Regions from separate parts of the Homo sapiens genome. Here region 1 is linked to region 2. A link is a loop called in an ENCODE intact Hi-C map of the cell type or tissue named here. Cell type or tissue: mammary epithelial cell. All regions are shown on one strand. Each heading gives the region's core, and the rest is flanking DNA. Links, peaks and the distances in the headings are about the cores only.

Region 1 (8,921 bases), core at 421-8,420, 370 kb after region 2:
TCTTAAGGATTTTTTTTGCTGCCTGTGAAAGTACATTTCTCTGAATCCCATGAATTTGTCCTTTGAGATATTTGGGACAGGTTTGTTCTGAAGAATATACTTGTACCAGCAAGGGGGTTTGCTCAGCACATAGAGGGTGTGAATAGGAGTATAATTTTAATGCTTATCTGTTTTTGTTTTAAAAGAATAAAATATTTTAATCACTAAACATGTATTAAAAATTAAAGTATTGATTTTCTAATATAACCTGAGTTTGTTATTGTTTGGGTTCAAATTTTGGCAGCAAATTATTTGTGCATTAAGACGAGAGAGAGACAGACAGACAGAGAAATCTCTGCCAGGTGACACTATATTAGCCTTGTTCTAGTTCCTTAAATATTCGTTTTCTATATTTCATGCTTTCACTAATTCATATCTTTTTAGCAAGGATTTACAGTTTATATCATTATTACCACATAATTATCCTCTTCTTGAATGAAACAGTAATCATTAGTCATGTGGCTTTATACATTAACATCAAGATTCATATTTCTTTAAAAAAAAAATTTAAGAAAGACAGGCAGTGCTGGCCAGGATGTGGAAAAAAGGGAATCTGTGTACACTCTTGGTGGGAATGTAAATTAGTAGAGCTACTATGGAGAATAGTATGGAGGTTCCTCAAAAAACTAAAAATAGAACTACCATATGATCCAGCAATCCCAGTGCTAGGTACATACTCAGAGGAAAGGAAATCAGTAGATCAAGAGATATGTGCCCTCCTGTATTTACTGCAGCGCTATTCACAATAGCCAAGATTTGGAAGAGACCTAAGTGCCCATCAACAGATGAATGGATAAAAAAACGTGGTACTTACACACAATGGAATACTATTCAGTCATAAGAAAGAATGAAACCTGTCATCTGCAACAACATGGATGGAATCAGAGGGTCATTATGTTAAGTGAAATAAGCTAGGCATAGGAAGACAAACTTCACATGTTCTCATTCATTTGTGGGAGCTAAAAGTTAAAACCATTGAACTCATGGGGATAGAGAGTAGAAGGATGGTTACCAGGGGCTAGGAAGGGTAGTGAAGGGTGGGGTGACTGGGGATGATTAATGGGCACAAAAATATAGTTAGATAGAATGGATAAGGTCTAGCATTTGATAGCACAGCAAAGTGATTACAGTCAACAATAATTTATTATATATTTAAAAATAACTAAAAGAGTATAACTGGAATGTGTGTAACACAAAGAAATGACAAATGCTTGAGCTGATGGATGCTTCATTTACCATGATGTCATTATTATGCATTGTATGCCTGTAGCGAGTATTTCATGTACCCCATAAATATATACACATACTTTGTTCCATCAAAATAAAAATATAAAGTAAAACAATAAGGAATGTACTCATTGACAAAAAAAAGTGTGAAACTGTAAGAAAGTAGCAAGTTCAAATCAAAGAAAGAAAAACTATTTAAGGAGCATATTGCTTCTACCACAGTTGTAAGGCAGTCACATGGAAACTTAAACATTTGACACTATTTTTTTCTTTTTCTAACTGAATATAGACCTACTTTAGTTTATTATGTTTTATATATCTTCTTATTTTTCATATGTTTCTCAAAAGAAGAAAATGTGTCAATGCCTTAACAATAAAAATCCTACCTTTGGGATTTTCTCCCTGAGCCCCTGTAGGAAGGACTGAGAATCTTGACAGGTTTCTTCTCATGAGATTCTCAGCCCATTTGTTCAGTACTTTTGTTTTTAGGAAAGTTTTACTCAAGCATTCCGAACTTTGGGAACTGCTAAACCAAATCTCTAAAACTGATAGAAGTTTCTAAGTAGAAAAATGCTTATAAACTTGTTTAATTTCATATTTTATCAGAACAGTGGTTAATCTATCGTTTGAAATTTTTTGCAGCATCTCTAAGGATAAAATATAAGATGAACTATGCTACAGCGATAAAAATGCCTGCTTCTTATTTGAGCCAATATACACTATAAAGATTCCTATAATCATATTGGTGAAATATATACATATATTCTCTTTTTCCTTCTTTTTTCCTCTAAAAGGAAAAAGAAGATGACATTAATAGATATACCAAGAAACTGCAATCTGTGCTGTTATAAATCTAGTAAAAGTTTCATACACTATAAAGGATGGAACAAAACACTTTGTAAGTTATGCCTAATAAAAACAGAGCTTGGTGTTAGAGGGAACAGCTGATTTGCCTGATTTTATTGTTTTAATTATTATTCAAAAATATAGAATTCATATCTAATTGTATTTACTCATGATCAATAACAAAAAATGTTGTAAATAAAATAATTAAAACAGGGCCAGGCACGGTGGCTCACACCTGTAATCCCAGTGCTTTGGAAGGCTGAGGCAGGAGTATCTCTTCAGCCCAGGAATTCAAGACCAGCCTGGGCAATATGGAGAGACCTAGTTTCTAAAAAGTTTTTTCTAAATTACCTGGCTGTGGTGGCAACTACCTGTAGTCCCAGCTACTCAGGAGACTGAAGAGGGAGAATCATTTGAGCACAGGAGTTCAAGGTTATAGTGAACTATGATCGCATCACTACACTCCAGCCTGGGCAACAGAGTGAGACCCTGTCTTTAAAAATATATATAAGATAAAATAAAATAATTAAAACAATCAATAGCATTTTATGAATGGCCACTGTTACTGTTCACGGACCCAGCAATAGTTTATCTAGGAAACGGATGTAGTTGCTCTTCTGTCCCTTTCCTTTCTACTTTCCCGCCTCCAGCTTCCTCGAATTCCGAAGACACTAAGAAATGCACTACTCAGATATCCCACAGTGGCGAACACAATTGAGGAACAGCACCGGCTACTTCCTTTCTCAATCCACTGTCTCCTTCCCAGGGGGACCATAAATCCACAGAACACTCCCGATGGCACAGCAGAGGACAAATGTAGGTCCATTCCTAAAAGACAGATACCTCAGCTGGCCACGTTGGCTCAGTGTCTCCCATCAGCCTGGACGTCAGATCTACACTGAACAGTAAGACACTTCTTCCCCACTGCCAGTGCTCCTGCCTTCCCCCATTTCACAGGGTCAGAACTTCACGGAGGCTTGAGCGCTTTCACCACCTTCTCTCGCTCCATCCCCTTTTCCCTTCACAGGTGTTGCCTCCAGTAAATGTCTTGCAGATCGAATTGTGTCTTGTGTGCCTCAGAGAGGACCCCAACTCACACCAATCCTGTTGGCATTCCCCTTAGGAAGCTTCTCTGCCTTTACCTACTCCGCTGCCTACCAGAAGCTTGCTTGCTTGCTTGCTTGCTTGCTTGCTTTCCTTCTTTCTCTCTCTCTCTTTCTTTCCTTTCTTTCTTTCTCTTTCTTCCTTCCTCTCTTTTTCTTTCTTTTTCTCTCTTTTCCTTTCTTTTTTTTCTCTCTCTCTTTTCTTTCTTTCTTTCCTTCGTTCATTTTGTTTCTTTTCTTTGTCGCTGAGACAGGGTCTTTCTCTGTCACCCAGGATGTAGTGCAATGGTGTGATCATGGTTCATTGCAGCCTTGACCTCTAAAACTCAAGTGATCCTCCCAACTCAGCCTCCTGAGCAGCTGGAACGACAAGCATGCACCACCACGCCTGGATACGTTTTTTAAGAAACATTTGTAGGTCACGCCTGTAATCCCAGCACTTTGGGAGGCCGAGGCGGGTGGATCATGAGGTCAGGAGATCGAGACCATCCTGGCTAACAAGGTGAAACCCCGTCTCTACTAAAAATACAAAAAATTAGCCGGGCGCGGTGGCGGGCGCCTGTAGTCCCAGCTACTCGGGAGGCTGAGGCAGGAGAATGGCGTGAACCCGGGAGGCGGAGCTTGCAGTGAGCCGAGATTGTGCCACTGCAGTCCGCAGTCCGACCTGGGCGACAGAGCGAGACTCCGTCTCAAAAAAAAAAAAAAAAAAAAAGAAACATTTGTAGGGATGGTGTCTTGTTAGGTTGCCCAGGCTGGTCTTGAACTCTCTTTTACCTGCACACACCTCCTAACTCTACAAAGTCTCTTTTTCTTAGTTAGGTCCGTTACTGTCTGTTTTGTGTCCTGATTCTTCCTGAATGTCTAAAACTGTGGCTGACACATAGTAGGTACTCAGTAAGTATTTATCAAATACACAAATGTCAGTCCTGAGAAAGATACGAAAACAGTTCTGGAGCCTGGTTCTTTTCTGTAACATAGATACAAGCTGACTCTTATTGTTCCTGACATCTAGTGGCAGGATGAAAAACTATCCTGAGACCAGAAATTATTTCATTGGCTGGCTAAATCACACACCACAGAAAATGTCAAAAGGCCTACACCTTAGGGCCTATACAACTTTTACAGGGTTAGTACACCTTTCAGATTCTTAACTGGTTGTGTATTCATCAGTGAGAACCCAGGTAAATTCTAGCATGCAAGACAGAAATCCAGTGCAAAAAGGGGAAACAACCCCAGGCTGGAAAATGAGTTAGAAAATGGGCTGAACCTTACCATGACAGAGATTCTACAATCCTTACATTCTATTCTATCCACTTATGGAAATAAAAATGTACACACAAAGGCACAACACTTTCAACAACTTGCAGTATAATAGTAACAGGATTTAGAATATAAATAAGTCAGATTTTAATTTCCAGGCTTATCGTGGTCAAATAGTCCACTTGAAATCAACGAGAAGCTTAAACAAGGACGTGGTGAACTATAGGCACACCATGTTCTCACCTCGGAGGACCAGACACAATAAGAAAGAGCAGGGCAGCAGGGAGACCTCACATTTGTTGTTGCTGTTTTTTATTTTAGAGACGGGGGCCTCACTATGTGGTCCAGGCTGGTCTTGAACTCCTGGGCTCAAGTGATGGTCCCACCTAGGCCTCCCAAAGTGCTGGGATTATAGGCATGAGCCACTGCACTGGCAAAAACCTTTTATTACTTTTCTCCTTGCTATTACTCTGCATTCAATAAATATTAAGTTTTTAAGTGCCAACTCTGTTCCAGGTACTGTTCTAGGCTTTTGGGATACACACGTAACAGAACAGACAATAATCCCTACCCTTGGGGAGTGGAAGTCTCTCATTCCTCTAATCCTCCAAAGGATTACAACTTTATAGGTGCCTTGGCATGACCTATGTGTGCCCTTTGTGTCACAGGAGTGACGAGCCTGCTCTTGGGAGTGGCAAGATCTGTGGGAGCTTGGAAAGGATTAGGGAAGTGGGATCTGTTTGTTGGTGTGGGACAGTCTATTAAGCCAGCTACTCCAAAGTGCTGAATAAAGTATCAGATTTTCTGCGAGGACTCTATTGCCTGAGAAAGAAATAGGTCAGCACAAGACAGTTCCAGGGGGAATAAAGGTCCTAGGTACCAGATTTCCCTGAGGAGTTTGCTTGGGGTTGGGGTGGGTCACACAGGGTCTGCAATGGCAAGAGGAAGCATGAGGATACGTGGACCCCAAGATGGTAGCAGTAAAAGACATAGTTGGCGGCCAGGTGTAGTGGCTCACGCCTGTAATCCCAGCACTTTGGGAGGATGAGGGGTGGATCATCTGAGGTCAGGAATTCCAGACCAGCCTGGCTAACATGGTGAGACCCTGTCTCTACTAAAAATACATAGTAAAACAAAAACAAAACAAAACAAAACAATTATCTGGGTGTGGTGGCGGGCGCCTGTAATCTCAGCTACTCGGGAGGCTGAGGCAGGAGAATCACTTGAACCCAGGAGGCAGAGGTTGCAGTGAGCTGAGACTACACCACTGCACTCCAGCCTGGGCAAGAAAAGACAAACTCTGTCAAAAAAAAAAAAAAAAAAAAGTATTAGTTGGCATGAGTGACTACCCACAACCCTTCCTATGGAGAAAACAGGCTCTAAACCTGTCAACTGTAAAAAAGGATGAGAAAAACTGCTAGATGCTTGATCATTCCTTAACTCGTATTTTAAGAAACACAATGCATTTCCTATTTTCTGATGTAATATATGATTTTTTTTTCTGTTTTCATCTCTTAGAAAGCACGTCTCTGACAAGTAAGTTGGCCAAAGGTGCTATGGGCTTTGTCAACAGAAGATGAAGATATGAGCTCCACAACTTCATAGTTTTATAACCCTGGACTAATTATTTCGCCTTTCAGATCCTCAGTCTCCTTAACTGTACGGTAAGCAGTAATAGTATTTATCTAAATCCAATATTATATGTAGAAAGACCTCATGTGTCACACACATACACAACATATCAGTTTCCTTTTACTCTATAAAAGAGTAAAAAAGAACTTGTTATCAACTTCTAGTTCATGAAGATACACATACTGTGATTTTTCTGCTTTATTCTTAATCTTAAATAAAGAGATACAGTTTGAGAAACAAAGGAAGTCACCTCAACATGTTTATTTAGCCCTAAGGTCAGAATTTTCTTTTTTAAAATCACTTTTGGTGTTTTGGTAGAAACTGTCTATGAGGAAAGTTAGTATTGCTTAGTTACAAGGTTATCCATTTGAAGGTGTCTGCCTGATGTGGTAATTAAATAATTTATGTTAGAGTTAATAATTTATGTTAGTGTTATAGTGCTAATTAGGCTTCACATTTTTGCTAAAAGTATCTAAGTCAAGATAAAGTTTCTACATTTGCAAGAGACACGAACAGAATATATGCAAATATTTTTGGAAAAGTCATTTTACGAATTATAAATTAAATCTTTAGAATTTACTAAGGGCGCAGAACTTAAAAGGAGTTATAATGAAAGGTTCCTGAAGGTGATGGGGTGATCCTTAAAGGTGATGATGAAGAGATAGGCTTTTAGGTATGCTCCACTTTGCCCACAGGCTTTGATAATACCTATTAAAATTCACTGAGTATATTTCTACTCTTATTGATCAGAGTATGGTGTCTAAAGCGGGATCATTTGCACGAATCCCTCATATTCCAACCCCACTACCACCTAGCTTTTCTTTAAGAGGGTGGAATGACTTCATGCCCAGGTAAGCTCTGGGAGGCCAGAACCCTATTTGGAGTCTCGGAAGATGGCATCTTCACAGACAATTCCTGGTACCTGTTGGCATCCAAGCACTATTAGAGGCAGGGCTGGTCTTAGGCAGCTTCGCCGAGCTTCTCATGGACATAGAGTGATGTGGCGAAGCAGCCTAATTCTTCCACAGTTTGAGTAAAGCACAGAAATTAGCTAAGAGAGAGTTGGCTGACCTGAAGTAGTCACTTAATCAAAAGGAGGTGACATTGTGGTGGATGTAGTGTGAACACACGGCTGGAGAGCCAGATGCAGAGGCAGACATCTCAGAGAAGAATAACAACAGCTGAAAACCAGACGGGCCTGTGTAAACCACAGCTGGTCGCTGCATGGACAGTTACCAGATGAGAACCATATGTGCTATCCCAATGCTACGAGATCCTGCAGAAGCTCACCAGCACTTTGATGCCCCTCTGAGAAGGGTGGGAAAGAGGAAAATCTCAAACTGATGGTATTATATCCTGAAATCAAGCTTACCTGTCATTGATTACAGAGAGAGCTCTTCAATCAAGCAGAATAGAAGCCCAAGATTGAGATTCAGCTTAGTAATAAAGATTTTTATTTTTCCAAACATGTATTTAGAAGACATTGAGTTCATTGGCAAAGGTCTAGTTCCCTTTCCCAAAATTTCTCCTGAAATTCTCATGTCAGTATCTCTCAAACAGTTTTTCTGAAACACTAGTTTGATTGCATATTAGTAAGTGTTCTGGAGAAAGCAACAATTTCCTGATCAACAATTTCAGGGAGATATTGCTTAGTATACTAAAAGTTCTAAAAAATCTTGCAAAAGAAGCAGCTCTTTCTAATTTTATTTAAGCTTATATTTCCCCAAATTATTTTAATACAAAACATTTTTTTTTCTTCGCCAAACATCTATAAACCTCTTTGGGGGAAACTAGGTTTTTGTGGAAATAGTTGGACTCTGCTGTATTCTGCATGTAGTAGTATGTGGTTTCTATCTCCTTTTTTTCCAACTTAGAACAATGTGTATGTGATTAATTTCTGTCTCACTTTAAATTAACTAATTCAACAAACATTTTGTGATTACTTCCGCACTTTATCATTCTGGACCTGTCTAAACTTTATTAATGGTTTCAGTAATTCTTCCTTTCCATAAATCATAGGATTTTCCCTTGTATTAATATGCACTAACATCATGGATTTTTGTAAGAAAATAAATTGATTAATTGCAATCTACTTTTCTAATATAATTCTCTAGCATGAAATCATTCTAGCTAACATAGAAATAAAATCACAAACATGATAATACCTTCAATAAGATATTATATATAAAGTGTACACCTAGTACATGCATTCTTTAAGATTTAGCTCAGCTGTTTCTCTCTACAGGGAGCCACCCTGATACTCACCCTTCAGCTTTTGACTTTGCTGCGTGCCCTCGTCCGCATCCCTGTAATATTCTGCACATACTTCGCCATTGCACTTCTTATACACTAATCACTTTATGTACCCGTTTCCCACCTTCTAAGATTTACTTTTTTGGCAAGAATTGTTTTGCTGATTGATGTATCTCTAAGACTAAGCATAGTATCTGGCAATATTGTAACCATCCAGTAAAATTTATTCTCTAAGTATGTTTCTTCATAATACCTGAGTTTAAATACGTCCATGTAACTTTGATCATTAATGGTAGGTTGAAATTATGCAGTGTTCTGGTCTAATGGAGAGAAGAGTATTAGTCCTCGTTGCCTGTACTCTCCTATCCTGCAGTTTGCCCTCTGATGAAGGTCATGGGACAGTTTGAGGGAGAAAGAGCAGTCTTTAACTCAGGGAATTATTTGACTGTAACAAAAATCAACTATGTCAGAAAGCTGCAGTTGAGAACAGTTTAAACGGGCTGTAAATTATCTTGTTACAAAGTGACATATTCACAAATAAATAAGCAAACTGAAATATTA
Region 2 (8,921 bases), core at 220-8,219:
CTAATTGCTGTAAATGACAATATGAATTATGTGCAGAGAGCAGTAAGAAAAGAAAACTCACTATATGCAGTCTGATATTTGGCTGATACACATCCACATAGCTGCCCTGATGGCTAAGAAAGTCTTGGGTGTTGGTTGGTAAACAGCCACCCCACTGGTCCCTCACTCAGGACTCTGGGCCTCTCTTCAGTCTAGAAAGTAAGTGGTCCTTTAGGCACTTAGAAGGCCTGAAGGACCTCATATGTCACAGAGATTATCAGATATCACCACCGGCTGCACAAATCTTATTTAACCGCTTCTAACTCCAAACTGATAATTTTGGATAAAAGGTAATGAAAAATTGAAAAAAAAAAAAAAAAAAGGCCCAACATCATAGCAATGCTGGAAAGAAAGAATAGGAAATTTCTAGGTGAAAAAAACAGAAAGAGATCTTCAACTGATACCAAAGTCCTTTGGGTAATACCAAATTGGTGCCAGTTGGCACGCAGAGATTAGGAAGTGACTGTCCATTTCAGGCCAGAAGAGGCGGCCTGAGTCCTCACACAGGAAGGCATCAGAAACCAAGATCACGGCCGAAAGCAGGTCACCGGAAGGGCTGCCTCTTTTGTGGAAATTTTTGTCCATTATCCAGGGGAGAGGCAGGGAAGCCTGTTGTTTTTTAGGTGTTCTGATAGAAGCGTCTCCTGCGAGAAATTTTAACTCCAAGCCTCTTCAACATGCAGATGTGGGGATCAAACTTAAAATATTTACTTATGATATGGACAATCTCATTCCAATTCATGAGACACTCATGTCAGTCCTGTGAAACAACTGGAGCTGGCAGGGAAAGAAAAGGTAAAACCAAACCTCTAGAATCATGTCCATAACCCAGGCACAAGGGATATTCCTCACCCTCGGGAACCCCACAGCAACAACAACAAAACTGTAAATGATGAAAGCAAATCATTCACAAGTGAGAGGGAGTGATCAGATGAAAAGAAAAGATGAATTAGCATCTGAAGTCATTGACATAATGTAAGGCTAAGAAAGAAATGAGAAAATAACTTCAGTTAAAATAACTAAAGCGATAAAACAAATGATAGAAAGAACACACCCATCTAGAAAAGAATGGGTGGATCTAAGAAACCAAATAGAACCTTATAAGTGAAAATTATAGTCATTGAAATAAAAAGCAAATGAGCTTAATAGCAGATCAGGCAACAGGTAGGAAGAACTGTAATTTAAAAGGGATATTTAAGGAAGTCATCCAGAATGCAGCATAGTGAAATGAAAAAGTAATAATAGATGAAATAGAGCCAAATAGCTATAAAAAAAAAAAACATCAAACAAAAGTTCTGGAAAGAGAGAGTAGAGAATGAGGAAGAGGTGGTATTGAGTGATAAGGACTGTGGGTATTTCTGAATTTAAAGACACGAGTTTTCAGATTATAGAAGTGAACTCTGATGGAGGGATACACATGATCTCATACGTGGCTAGTAGGAGTAAATATTTCCAAACTCCTTTGAGAGTTATTTGTAACATCTAAATTTTTGATTCCACCTCCCATTCCCATTCTCGCAGTCTTCTGAAGCTCGGGGAATGGTTACACCATCTTTCCAGTTATTCAGCCTGATAACCATGAATAAATAATTGATTTCTCTTTCTCACACCCGGTATTCAATTCATCTGGAAATTCAGATGGGTCTATCCTCAAAATATATCCAGAATCTAACCACTTGCCAACACAAACACTGATACCTCTTTGTTTTGAGATGCCATTAACTGTTGCCTGGGAGACTGTAATACTCTCCTCATAGACTTCTCTAATTCTACCCTATTTCCAACACAGCAGCCCCAGTGAAATTTCAGAAGAAGAGATATGCCATGTCACTCCTCTGCCACACTAAACTGACCTTGAGGGCTGGCTACCACGGGGACTTTGTGCTGTTTCCTGATATCTGCCTAGCTCACTTCACCTTTGTGGAGTCTTTGCACAAATTTACCTTTTCAATGAGTCCACCCTATCATAAAATTGCAGTCTTATCACCATATCCTGCCATGAGATTCACAATTCCCTTTACCCTGCTTTAATTTTCTGTAACACATACTATTTTCTATTATGTTATATAGTTTATTTATTATGGTTATTATTTATTACCTGTGTTCTCCTAACAGCATATGTACTGCACCGGACTGGAACTTTTTTTTCAGTAGAGCAGGATTCAATGCGTAGTAAATACTCAATAGATAACTGATTGAATCAGTGATTCTGGCGAAGCTAAATATGTGTACACTGTATGAGTTGGTTTAGAGGACATCTGTATTTTCTTGTATGTTTGAAATATTCCTTTAGTAAAGCAAGCTGAAATTTCCTAAGTAAAAAAATATTTTAATGTTCAGATCATGAAGAAAAGGGAGATTGGCACTATTTATTTTATATTCTAAAGGGACAGACCAACTTTACATTATAAAAAACAAGACACTTTGTGTATGCAGAGATGCTATATTTTCATTGAGCATACTTCAAAGTTATTATTATCACTGTTATTTTTTATTGATGGATTCGCTTCAAAATAGTGCAGCAAAAATCCCGAAGGAATCTAAGCTAGAACATAAAGAACATGTGCATAAAGCGTGCATTTCTGCTTAAATTCCTCCAGCTTTCAGTGTTTCTCCACTCAGTCAATTGCTTGTCACGATATTTTGAAAGTCTTTATTATGGAGACCAGGGCAAAAGAAATGAATATTTAGAATATAATTTAAAGCAATGAAATGAAATAGTGGTTGTTGAAGAACACTAGCTTTAATAAAAGGACTAAAATAAAACCAAGGCCCTAAAAGATTCACCCTGGAGGAGGCAGCGGACACCTCTCCGCCTTGGGGTTCTCTCATCAAGCGGTATTCTCCACTCACCCTGGCCCCTGCCATGTGCTGAGCGCCCCGCACCCCAACCCCTTATATAGCTGTCCAACAATAGACACATTCTTCCCCTTAGTTCAGCTGAGATGATTGGAGCTTTTAAAACTAAGAGAAAGAAGTGGAGAAATAAACAGATCACGGAAGAGGTCCAGAAAACAATTTTGTTTTGCTTTTAGGGCACAAGTTTCCGATCTTACCGTTTTGCCCTCTCTCCAAGGTTCACAGGCACGCCTGACTGTACTGAAACACCGACAGGCTGATCACAGCCACAGCTCTTTCTCTGCGGTTCTTATTTATATCTTCCTGGCCTGTTTCCCATGGAGGACATCACTCTGAAATCTCCAGGAGCTTTTCCTAGGAATCCTACCACCTTTTTGGTGAACAGACAGGCTACACGCCGATTCTAGAGCACACTCAAGTGGCTGATACCAGAAACGAGTTCCCGGCATTCTTACACAGAGACACATACCTTCCTTCCTGCAGGACTAGGATTATAACCATATCTTAGTATAAGAAAATTCTAGAAAGTGTATAGAACAATAATAATAAGGAGAGGATTTTTCTTTCATGGGTAGAAACAAATTTTCTTTTATACTTTAAGTATGAAAAAGTGCACAAGATTACTGTTATAATTATTATCTTCATTTAATCCATGCCATCTTTTTTTTTCTTACATTACTTATTAACCCCTAGAAAATAGAGTTGTCTTTATAGCATGTTCTAAAAATGCAGACTGAAGCAAAAGAAATTCTGTTCTTTAGTGCTAACGTACAATTTCCAGCAAAAAACTAGGACAATGTACCATTTATGTTTTATATTGCAGTAGGACTTTGAGCCTTTTCCAAAAGCCCTTTCACAAAATTGATAGATTATTCTTCCTATTAAAAGAGTCTTTTATTCTGGGTGCCAGACCTAGTTCTTAGGGTTGAAATATTGCTTTAGCTTTTTTGCGACCACAGTGGCATTTCACTGCTGAATAAAGTTACAAATTGTGTACCTAATTCTCCAGGGCACAAGAAACTCTCAAAGGGCTCGAAATGGGCACGAGGTGGGGGATGCATTTGTTTGTTATTCCTAAATAGACTGAGGAAGAGTCCATGAACTCATGAAAATTTCTATCAGGCTGTATGCTGTGTATAAAAAGGAGCATTAGGTTGGAAATACGAGTTTTAGGCCTTTATCGGCTACTAAGTGATACTGTCACTTTAACAGTGGACAACGAAAAGTGAACATATAATAATGACAATTTATTGAGTGTTTTGTAAATATCATATGCTTGTTGTGTATTATCTCTGATCCCCTTGACTATTCTGCAAAGTAGGAATTATTGTCTTTGTTTTAAAATAAGAAAATTGAAGGAGGGTATAGAGATGAATTAATTAGTACAGTTGGTAAGAGATGTGGTTAGAATTAGAATACAGAGCTTTCTAAAGGTTACGATTTTCTGGAGTATTATGACGTGCCCCAAATGACTTTAACTTTCTACATCTTGGTTTTCTCATCTATATAATAAAGACATCTGATAACATGACAGCTAAGGCTCCTTCTAGGTATAAAACGTTATAATGTCTAGAATATAAGCTTAGCCACATGTAGCAGCAAGCATGAAATCAAACTAGCTTAGTTCCACATTAAGATCTACTTGAAATTACTTATTCATACAACCAGAGCCAAGGTATGATAAAAACTGAGAATCGGCAAGGGGTGAAACTGTTGTGTGGCCCAGCTGCTATCCTCAGTGGCTTGGTGATATAGGAAGGGCCACAGAGCCTTGGATGGAAAAGGGAGGAGCTAATTCAGAGGCATCTCTTCAGGCTCACCTGAAAATCACATCTTAAGTGGGGTCATGGTCTCTTCACTGGGGATGGAGGCAGCTTGAAGAGACTTTTAAAACTTTCCACTCTGGGAGAAAGATGACTGGGGCAACTGAGCAGCCAGGTTCAAGACTGAAAGTCACATTGGCATTCATCAGAGTTCACATATTTTTTCCTCCAAGCTTGTTCTAAGGTCTTCTGAACTCAATTTATAGTAAAGAATTCAAGAAAGTTCTCAGCTTTTGTAGTAGTGCCAGGGTGTGAAGCAGCACTGGGGCAAAGAAATAGGCTTAGAAGGAAGAAGTTAGCAAAAGGCCTTCGTGCAGTCATGATCACGTCTGTCCTCATGTTCTTTATTCCTCTTTTGTTCATCCCCTGCATCCAATGCATGTGTCCTGTTCAATGTCCTTCCCATATGGATGTAGAATTCTCCCACTTCAATCGTCACTCTTCCTACGATGGCTAAGCTACCATCAGCCTAGATGCCCTGCCCCTCTTCTTCCCTCGCTAGGAATCATCTTCTTGCAGAAGTTGTACTTTAAAGTATAAACTGGGTCATGCCTCTCTCCTGTTTAAAGCCCACTAATGGTTTCTCAATGCACTTAGCATCAAAAGCAAACTCTTCCTCTTGGCCTAGGAGGCCCTCCATAGTCTGGGAAGGCCACCTTGCTAATCCCATCTCAGGCTACCTCCTCTACTGACAGCTTTGCAGCCACCTTGGCCTTCCTTCTCTTCTCTGGATGGTCCAAGTTTTCTCCACTGTCAGAGCTTTGCACACGCTGGTGCTTTCGCTTAGAATGCTCCCATACCTGCTTTGCCCAGGGCCACCTCCTTCTTATCCTGCAGATCACAGGTTAGGTGGCATCTCTTCAAAAATTTCTATTCTGGCCACTGTATGTAATTAGATGGCATTCTCCCCACTTGTTACCTCTTTACAACAACACACTGCTTGCTTTCTTCACAGTGCTTATTGCAAATTGTTTTATTATTTATGAAAGCTTCGTGGGGGGCAGGAAACATTGTTTTCTTTTCCCCCTTTGCGCCTAGAGCCTAGCATGGGGCCTTGGTAATTATAGGGGCCTGCTGCTCTCCCCTTCTGCTTGTTTTAGTCCTGGGCTTTCCTTGGGTCTTGGTTTAAAGCTCACTTCCTCAGGGAGGTCTTTCCTGTCCCCTAGATTAAGCCAGATAGGTCCTCTGCTCTTCGTTTCCATAATTTCCTGTCAATCTCAGCCATAACGCTCAACACATTTCACTGCCATTATTGTTTGTGTTTGTCTTCCCTGCTATTCTCTAAGACTATTACTCATGGTGACAAAGACTGTCTTGTTCACCCCCAGATGGCTGGCACCAACATCTTGCACCAACATAGGACAAAATCAGGAAATGATGAATAGAAAGAAATGGTTATTGAAAGAGTGTGAAGGGTAGGCGAAAGAGATGACTCACAATTTCTACAAAGTAATTAACTAATTAATTAATTCAAATATTACCTATCAGCCACTCTCACATCTGATTCCTTTTCTTTTGATGGAGTCTCACCCTGTCGCCCAGGCTGGAGGGCAGTGGTGCAGTCTTGGCTCACTGCAACCTCTGCCTCCCAAGTTCAAGCAATTCTCCTGTCTCAGCCTCCCGAGTAGCTGGGACGACAGGCACACACCACCATGCCCAGCTTATTTTTTTTGTATTTTTAGTAGAGACGGGGTTTCACCACATTGGTCAGGCTGGTCTCGAACTCCTGACCTCAGGTGATCCACCCACCTTGGCCTCCCAAAGTGCTAGGATTACAGGTGTGAGCCACTGCATCCAGCCCTGATTCTTAATTATGCAAAATAAAGCACTCAGCACTGAGCAACATTCATTAATCCCGTAATAAATATCTATTTACAAATATGAACGGAGTACCTATTATGTGCCAAGCTAGAGTTACATAGCTTGGATATGAACAAGGATATGAAGATTTATGCTATGAGGTAAATAGGATACATGACAGATGAATGATATAAAACAAATGCATTCGGAACCCAGATCTGGAAAGCGACTATAATGGAAATGAGGTTTGTCTGAGGCTTCAAGAATAGGGGAGATTTCCATAAGGCCCGATGTCGGTAGAGTGCGCTTCAAGAAAATGGAAAGGCATCGGTGCAGAGGAGGGAAACCCTGAGATGGACATGAGGCTTGGCTGGGATTCGAGAGTTTTGCAGACCACTGGGAGGTAAGTTTGGAAGGCCTGGTAAAGGCACAGGATCCAGGAGTGCCCGGCATGCAGAGATGAGCCATGTGGGCTTGTATCCAATAGAGAGAGGTCACCTCTTGGCAGCTTTGAGAGTGAAGAGTGGCATGATTGTGGGTGCTTAAGGGGACAAGTGCCATAGTGATGCCCGGTAGCTGGGCAGAGAGAGACTAGACTGAATTAGCAAGGCTTTATTTTCAGGCATAAGGTAGCAAGGACATCCTCTAGAAAGTAGCAACAGAAATAGAAAACAAAAGAGGAATGAGAGTTTCTGCAAAAGAAGAACTAGCCTAGCAGGCTATGGTGGCTTATAGCTCTAGGGACAGAGCTCAGAGCTTAAGGTGGAGATGAAACGATTACGTTCTTCACATTGTAAAGAAGTTGTAATGTTTGTCTCATCTTCCTTATTTATAAAATGACACTAATAATTCTACAGACTTCTTTTCTGGGAATACTATTGCCTTTTGAAAACAATCACAAATGTTTTTAGTTCCATAGAGATACAGGTGTTATTATTAATAAACTGTCTTTTGAATTATACTTCATTTTGCATATCTTGAAAATTACAATAAAACAAGTTGAAAATTAAATGTCAATAAAATGACTGTGAGTTTCCTAATTCACTATGTGTGAGCCATGTGTAATTCAGAAGTTTTCTTCAAAGATTAGAGGAAGTCCTTGGATAAATTTCTCAGGGAAGAAGCAGAATCCAACAAAGTCTTTTCTGGTTAATCAAAATATAGAGTTTAAGCAAATTAAATAGACAAGCTAGCATCATATCAACTTAAAACAATTTTTTTCATTAAAAAATCAACATGTTATGTCTCATGTCAGTTTTCCTTCTGAATAAATGTGAATTAAAATGCAAAATTTAGTCCCTTCTTTTCTAGTACTCGAACACTAGGATCTTAATAATTTTTGAAAACAAAAATTCCACTAATCTTATGCCATTAGACACCACATTCTTTCTATTGTTAGAGTTTAAAAAATAAAGAAAAAAGAAAAAGAATTGACCTAATATGACCTCTTTCTCATAAATTATATTAAAATTTGAAGTTATGCTAAAAATCCTTTTTTAAGCATTGGTCCATCTTTTATTTACTGTGTTTGATAGTAGGCAAATCACTTATTTTCTCATTCCAGTCCCATCCATAACAATAATTTAAAACCAGCTAATAAACATTATGGCTTGTTAGAACTGCTACCGATTAAATCTTAAGTGTCTAATACATACAAATATAAACAGAATGTAATTAGAGCTATTTAAAGAACCCATTTTTAACTTAGATTAACCATACTTTCCATTTGCTGAGGATAAACACTCATAAATGAAACCCATTGCTGAGCAAGAAGCAATTACTTCAGTTTAAAATATTAATATGCACCGCCTTTTAAAAAGCCATGGAAAATCATTTATGTAGTGCACTGTACAGACTCAAGTCATACTCAAAAGGAAGAATGGGATAGCAATGTGAGTCCTAATCGAGAAGCAATCAACTGAGGTATGGCATGTCCTTACCCTCTATCAGGTCCATTAAACTCTTCACTTCAATTAGCGCATTGTCCAACATCATATTCCTATGTATGTTTAAGTGTGATTTAAAAGCGCGCGCACACACACACACACACACACACACACAGAAAGGGGAATTTTACTATAGAAAAATCAATTTAATCAAACTGTTTCTAGAAATAATAGAGACACATTGATAACCTAATAACTGATTTGAGCATATTAAATAAAGATAGCCAGGAAGAGAAGGAAATGCAGACATCCCATACACCTTAATTTCACATTTCTCACCTAAAAATACACAAAAAATCTATTGAGTCTGATTGAATGCAACTAACTATTCAATTCTACAATATTTCTTGTGATATCGTAGGCTGACTAAAAAGCTTGGTTTGGGCTAGAATTAAATTCAGTGTAGTTAAATGCCTGCATTTTTAGTTGCTGATACTAAACCACAGGTCAAATC

What was found. A loop is a pair of places that touch in the nucleus more often than their neighbours do. Peaks named below come from ENCODE experiments on the same cell type or tissue, not always from the same donor. Only the 100,000 strongest peaks of a DNase experiment are listed, where the experiment ranks them.
Region 1: a loop joins it to region 2, with 10 times the contacts of the local background. A loop is called at or near these places in 2 of 110 quality-filtered maps.

What each region holds. Positions count from the first base shown.
Region 1 is chr4:181,565,042-181,573,962 of GRCh38, reverse strand. It overlaps a transcript of TENM3 not described here. Among named protein-coding and RNA genes, the nearest start is that of TENM3-AS2, 260 kb to the left of the region's middle. In mammary epithelial cell, for the core only: a CTCF peak has its summit at 4,227 (motif pointing left); no DNase peak of the experiment used is centred there.
Region 2 is chr4:181,933,710-181,942,630 of GRCh38, reverse strand. It overlaps a transcript of TENM3 not described here. Among named protein-coding and RNA genes, the nearest start is that of TENM3-AS2, 110 kb to the right of the region's middle. In mammary epithelial cell, for the core only: a CTCF peak has its summit at 3,309; a DNase peak (open chromatin) is centred at 3,260; H3K27ac peaks cover 440 bases.